Regions from separate parts of the Homo sapiens genome. Here region 2 is linked to region 1. Evidence: chromatin contacts called from ENCODE Hi-C or POLR2A ChIA-PET data. All regions are on one chromosome and are shown on one strand. The core of a region is the stretch at or near the end of the contact, and the rest is flanking DNA. Distances in the headings are between cores, read along the strand shown. Region 1 holds the start of ZNF597 (zinc finger protein 597). Region 2 holds the start of OR1F1 (olfactory receptor family 1 subfamily F member 1).

Region 1 (2,813 bases), core at 159-2,658:
GGGAGGCTAGGTCCTTCCCCTAGTGACAGGGGCTGAAGCATGATGGGCCCCAAACAATTATTTATTCTTGGTAATAACTAGTTTAGGATGGGTACATGACACAATACATGTCTGTATATTTTACCTGGATTCTATTGTCAACGTTACCAACATGCTTAGGGTGGCAGAGAAGCACTGGGACCTTGATGTTGTCACTGGGCCACCGAATTAACCAACCTGTAACTGCTCTTTGAACATCCTTTCGGTGGGTTTTCTGTTACTTGTAGCTGAAACTATCCTATCAGATATTCCACAAAATCACATTACCTAAGTTGTCAAATCTCCTAATATTGTTTTAATAACCATGCAGCCATTCATTAAGCTTTTAGATACAGGAATGTGCCTGGCACTGGAATAAGGAAATATGTTGAGACTTTTCAGGCTTTTCTATCAAGGTACCTATCATTTTCGTCTTTTTTTTTCCCCAAACACCTTTATAAACTGGCAATTTCTTTCACTTACATTATCTTATAATCTTTGAAATTACCCTCTGAGTTAGCCCAGAGAGGCACTCTGAGCTGTTTGCAGCTGAGGAAAGCAAAGTTGTAAACTGGCCAAGATTACCAACCAATCAGTGGCAGAGCTTGGGGAGGAGCTCAATTTTCCAATTCCAAATGCCTACACCAGGGCACTCCCTCCTCCCCCAGCACACAATAGGAAATGACTGGCTCTAGGGTAGGCTGCATGTGAGGTATCCGGGGGCGAACAACGTCCTGCGACGCTAACCTATGGCTCTATTCTCGCGTGGGATCCTGTGACTAGGAAGCTGAAGCAGCTCGCTTAGGCTGCAGCTGCGGGTACAATACGTAATGCCTCTATAACACTTTGAGTCAGAGTCCAGCAACCTGGCCTACACCGATGTGAACGTTGTGAACGTACACAAAGATACTCCTTCATGTTCCACGGCCCCACCATCCGCTCAAGACACAAAGGACAGCTCAAGCCCAGGCTAGGCCCGAACCCCCGCCCTCTCAATCACCTTGCTCTGGCCAGACCGAAATTTCAGGCCTACAGGGCACTGTTGGCCGAACCCACATTTTGTTACCGATTTTCTTTCGAGTTCCGGTGTCTCCCAGTCTTCTTTCTGTCCTTCTTCTCGGAAACATTACGTCCCCCTGGGGTCACCCTAAGACTCTACTTCAGCAGGCAAACAGGCCCGGAGCTCACGGAGGAGACCCCGCCAGCGGAAGCGGAAATGGTTGCTTAGAGAAAAGGAGGAAAACTACCTCTCGCAGCTGCCCAGTGGCTACAGGTCCTCGGTTAAGGTGTTCAATTGGTCAACACAAAAGAAGGACTTCCCCTTCGGGAGAACTTCGACCAATCAAAGGGCAGGATGGCGGAGAGGGCTGAGGGCGGGTCGCTTCCGGCGGCTTTTCCCGCAGCTCCTGCGTAAAGGAGCATGAGAGCGTGGGAGTTTTGCAGTGGCCGTGGCGTTCTTCGTCGCGTCTCGGTCGGGCGTCGCTTTCTGCAGCTCCTGTCAGGGAGCGCGAGGCCTGTTATTAACCGCGGAGCGGTAAGTGGGCCCCTTTCGAGGCCGGGCCAAGAGGAGGAGCAGTCGGCGTAGGTTTTTAAGGGGGGGTTCGGAGGGAATCGAGGGAGGCTAGGGGTAGTGGAGGAACTTGGCAGCGGAATTGGTCCCTTTAAGAACTGTTCTCTCCCCCCGCAGCTTTGTCACGAAGTCCCTGTGGCGTCTTGAAGAAGGCATTCCCCACCCGCCAAATGGCGTCCATGCCCCCGACGCCCGAGGCCCAGGTGAGTCGAGGTACCTTTTTCGTCCAAGTTTATTGCTGCTTTCGGTCTCTGCCTGACCCCCTCCTTTGGAGGAGAGTTGGGCATGCCTGTTGTGGTAGGAGTGCTCCTGAGCCCCAAATAGCCCTTTGACCAAGTGTTCTTCGTTCCAAGACCACACACATAATGGTTTACCAACTTCCTTCTTTCAGAACTACCAACTGGGAGCAGGGACCTGTGGAGGAATCTCTGAGAGAGTTTCTCAATGTCTTATCTGTTTGTTTTGTTTTGTTTGGAGATAGGGTCTGGCCTTGTCGCTGGAGTGTTGCTTGTCTGGCTGGAGTGCAGTGCTGATATCATAGCTCCGTCTGGAACTCAGGGAATCCTTACGCCTCAGCCTCTCGAGTATCTGAGAGGCGCGCATACCACAGTGTCTGGCTACTTTTAAAAGTTCTTTTTTTTTTTTTTTTGATACAGAGTCTCGCTCTGTCGCCCAGGCTGGAGTGCAGTGGCGCGATCTCGGCTCACTGCAAGCTCCGCCTCCCGGGTTCATGCCATTCTCCTGCCTCAGCCTCCCGAGTAGATGGGACTACAGGCGCCTGCCGCCACGCCCTGCTAATTTTTTGTATTTTTAGTAGAGACGGGGTTTCACCGTGTTAGCCAGGATGGTCTCAATCTCCTGACCTTGTGATCCGCCCGCCTCGGTCTCCCAAAGTGCTGGAATTACAGGTGTGAGCCACTGCGCCCGGCCTAAAACTTCTTTATGGAGATGGAGTCTTGCTGCTTTGCCAAGGAACTCCTGGCCTTCAGCTATCCTCCCACCTCGGCTCCCCAAAGTGCTAGGATTAAAAGTGACTTTCTGGAATGGTTCCCAAAATTACAGATTTGGTACTTCTCCAATTTGAATGAATTTTTAAATTAAGCACATTTCTAGACTCCACACTCGTTGAGTAATAATAAATCCCAAGTGATTAATTTATCACACCGTTAGAGAAGGTGGGGTAGGCCTGGATGAAGTGCTGGAGTGAGCTTAGCAATGAGTGTCA
Region 2 (2,813 bases), core at 228-2,727, 260 kb after region 1:
GACCTCTCGCACCCTAAGCGAGAATCATACCCCTAGACCAACGAGCCACACGATTTACGCATTAAGGTTATCTTTGTGGGCGTCCTAGCATCCTGGGGGCGGCTGGGGCGGACCCAGCAGGACCCAGTGAGTAGAATCTTATTTCAGACCCGCCTGGAAGGGGCAATTTCAAGTGAGGATGGGTGTGGCGGAAGCCCAGAGCCCCGGCCCCTCCTCCGCGACGCACAAAATGGGGAGCAGCCCTGGCGCTACCACAATCCAGAAGGGCCCTGGGTCCTCGCCCGCCACCGCCACTCGGCCTTGAGTTGGGGATTCGGCGTCTCCGAGGCGCGCAGTGAGGAGCTCCAGCTTCCGCAGGACATGGGAACCTCCCAATAGCAGGCAGCGGCTGCGCTGAGGGTCTGCGAGCCTCGATCACTGCAAGCTCGCCTTGGAAACGCTGCAGTCCCTCAGCGTGGCACCAATGGGTGTTCAATAAAGGCCTGACGGAGTGCACGAGACACCAGCTACCAGGCACCCTACCTCGCCGCACCTCACGCTTCTCCGGCTCCGGTCCTCCCTTCTCCCCAGGGAAGCCAAAACCCAGAAAGCGAGTTTCCCACGTGGGCCTCGAACCCTAAAGGCTGACGCTGAGAGTCTCTTTTCTCCATCGACTGAACCAGCCCCGCAGCGCCTGCCTGGCCTCAAGTGCCCAGGATGGCTGAGCTCTCGGAGAAGACGGCTTAGGCCACCAACTACGCTGCGCACCAGGGGCGATTCTGCGATGCGCCCCCTTGCCCTTCACTGGGGGGAGCTGGCGGGACCTCCAGTCCCCAGGACGTGAGGAGGAGCAAGAATGAAGGCCGTGGGGCAGCAGGCGTCGGGCATCGGTTCCGGGGCACCCTTTACTGTCACTCTGCCCTTCCCTGTATCCAGATTTCACCTGACTCCCGAGAATCCAGCAGATCTGGGCTAAAAGGGGCTCCCTGTCCCCTCCAGATCAAAGCCGCGAATTCCCTCGCTCTCAGTGGGAAGGCCCCGGGGTCTGGGGGTGGGGACAAGGGCCGAGACCCCCACCCCGCCAGGGCCGACTGAAGTGCTGCCCGCGGATGCCCGGTCTTCCCCGCCTCCCTCCTCTCACTCACTCCCCTCCCTTCTCCCCCGCTTCCGGTATTCTCCCCTTCTCCGAATAAACTGGAATTTTAAGCGGAGGAGGGCTCACCTGGGACTGGAGCAGCCATACTCTGGAATCCTAGAAAAAATTTATGCCCCTGTAGCGACCAATGAGCCCGGCGCATTCTTCCTTATTCTAAATAACCTCCTCCTGCTGCACGGGGTCGTCTCCTTTAACCGCAGTTGCCGCAGTTGGCAGCGCTGGATCCCATTTCACCAAGGCGAGCGATTCAGGCCCGTCCGTCTGCGTCCCGGGACCCCGGGAGGTCTCCACTGAGGCCCTGCCAATAGCAGCCTCCCTCCGCCTTCCTAGTCTCCTGTCCTTGCTGAAAATGCGAAATGGGAAAAAAGAGAAGGAAAAGGGGGCTCGTCCGGGATTTGAACCCGGGACCTCTCGCACCCAAAGCGAGAATCATACCCCTAGACCAACGAGCCGCCGCTTCCTTTTTTCTTTTTTCTTTTTTTTTTTTTTTTTTTCCTTTTTCTGGTGGGGGACACGTCCTTCCGTCCCTGACGCAGAGCGAGACTCTCTCCATCGCCCCAATAGCTCAGTCCTTAGCGCGCGCACCTGCGAATCTTGACTTGTGGGTTCGCGGCCACCCTCAGATTTCCGAGGCAGGCTTTACTCCTGCTGGGTAAACCAACAAGGTTACCCGCTGAGGTTATGAGCTGGTGGTTTCAATGTCGTGCTGGTATGATATATAGGTGCATTTGCCTATTACTAAGGTAAAAGGATTTCCAGGCAGGATAGAGATGTCAGAAATCATAAAGGAAATACACAGATTTTATCCAAGGTTTTAAAACGGCAAATGATAATCCAAAGAAAATACAATCGAAGTTACAAACTAAGGGCTTATTACTGGGCTACATAGATTTCGAATCCTTTAAAAAATTACATAGGCATATTTTTAAAAGACATTTAAGAAAAGAAATGAAGATCTATGACAAAAAAGGCTTCGTCTTCCTCACCTGGGACTATGGAGCATAAACGCTGCTTGCCGCAGCCTCTCTGGCTGGCAAGTGTAGCCTCGGGCTGGCCCTAAGGGCCATAGGTGGAAAACAACTGAGCCTTGAAGTGGAGACTGGAGAAAAAGAGATTGTCCTAGAGCTTGCATGGGAAGAGTTTCGGGACCCAGAAACTGGAAACATTGGATTTCCGTGACAAAGTTTGCCAAGTAGCAGTACATGGTGCAATGGGTGTGTCTGGAGGCTGGCGTGAGGCGTAAAAGGCAGCTGGGCCCGCTGCTTCAGTGACTTCCTTGAGACTCAAAGGAAGCCAAGGAGAACCCTGTCTACTCACCTGCAGGCATCTCTCCCGGTGTCTTATGTATTGTCTGCTCTGGAAGTCACAGAAAAGTGAAGGAGGCTGGGCGCGGTACCTCCCGCCGGTATTCCCAGCACTTTGGGAGGCCAAGGCGGGTGATCACTTGAAGCCAGGAATGCGAAACCAGCCTGGCCAACATGCCAGACCGCTGTCTCTACTAAAAATACAAAAATCAGCCTGGTATGGTGGCGCGTGCCTGTAGTCCCAGCTACTCAGGAAGCTGAGGCACGAGAATCGCTTGAACCCGGGAGATGGAGTTTAGAGTGAGCCCAGACTGCGCCACTGCCCTTCAGCCTGACAGGGTGAGACCCTGTCTAAAAAAAAAGAAAGAAAGAAA

Evidence for each region. A loop is a pair of places that touch in the nucleus more often than their neighbours do. ChIA-PET counts read pairs that join two places held with the same protein, here RNA polymerase II (POLR2A). Pooled maps may share reads with other maps.
Region 2: a pooled map shows a loop between it and region 1 (4-fold over the local background). The contact joins the promoter of OR1F1 here to the promoter of ZNF597 in region 1. A Hi-C loop is called at or near these places in 14 of 168 maps with a recorded cell type or tissue (CD4-positive, alpha-beta T cell, CD4-positive, alpha-beta memory T cell, CD8-positive, alpha-beta T cell and 9 more), 36 of 37 single-sample maps with no recorded cell type and 17 of 50 pooled maps. POLR2A ChIA-PET finds 5 or more read pairs at or near these places in 13 of 52 experiments (A673, CD4-positive, alpha-beta T cell, CD4-positive, alpha-beta memory T cell and 10 more).

What each region holds. Positions count from the first base shown.
Region 1 is chr16:3,442,099-3,444,911 of GRCh38, reverse strand. It overlaps ZNF597 (zinc finger protein 597), which reads left to right and starts at 1,408. Exons shown (of 4, transcript NM_152457.3): 1 at 1,408-1,552; 2 at 1,706-1,791. The coding sequence starts at 1,759. NAA60 (N-alpha-acetyltransferase 60, NatF catalytic subunit) reads right to left here and starts at 1,232. Exons shown (of 8, transcript NM_001083601.3): 1 at 1,075-1,232. RefSeq lists an enhancer at 999-1,148.
Region 2 is chr16:3,186,868-3,189,680 of GRCh38, reverse strand. It overlaps OR1F1 (olfactory receptor family 1 subfamily F member 1), which reads right to left and starts at 1,477. Exons shown (of 4, transcript NM_001370640.6): 1 at 1,202-1,477. It overlaps TRP-TGG3-5 (tRNA-Pro (anticodon TGG) 3-5), which reads right to left and starts at 1,587; the gene lies at 1,516-1,587. It overlaps TRP-AGG2-8 (tRNA-Pro (anticodon AGG) 2-8), which reads right to left and starts at 47; the gene lies at 1-47. RefSeq lists a silencer at 1-78.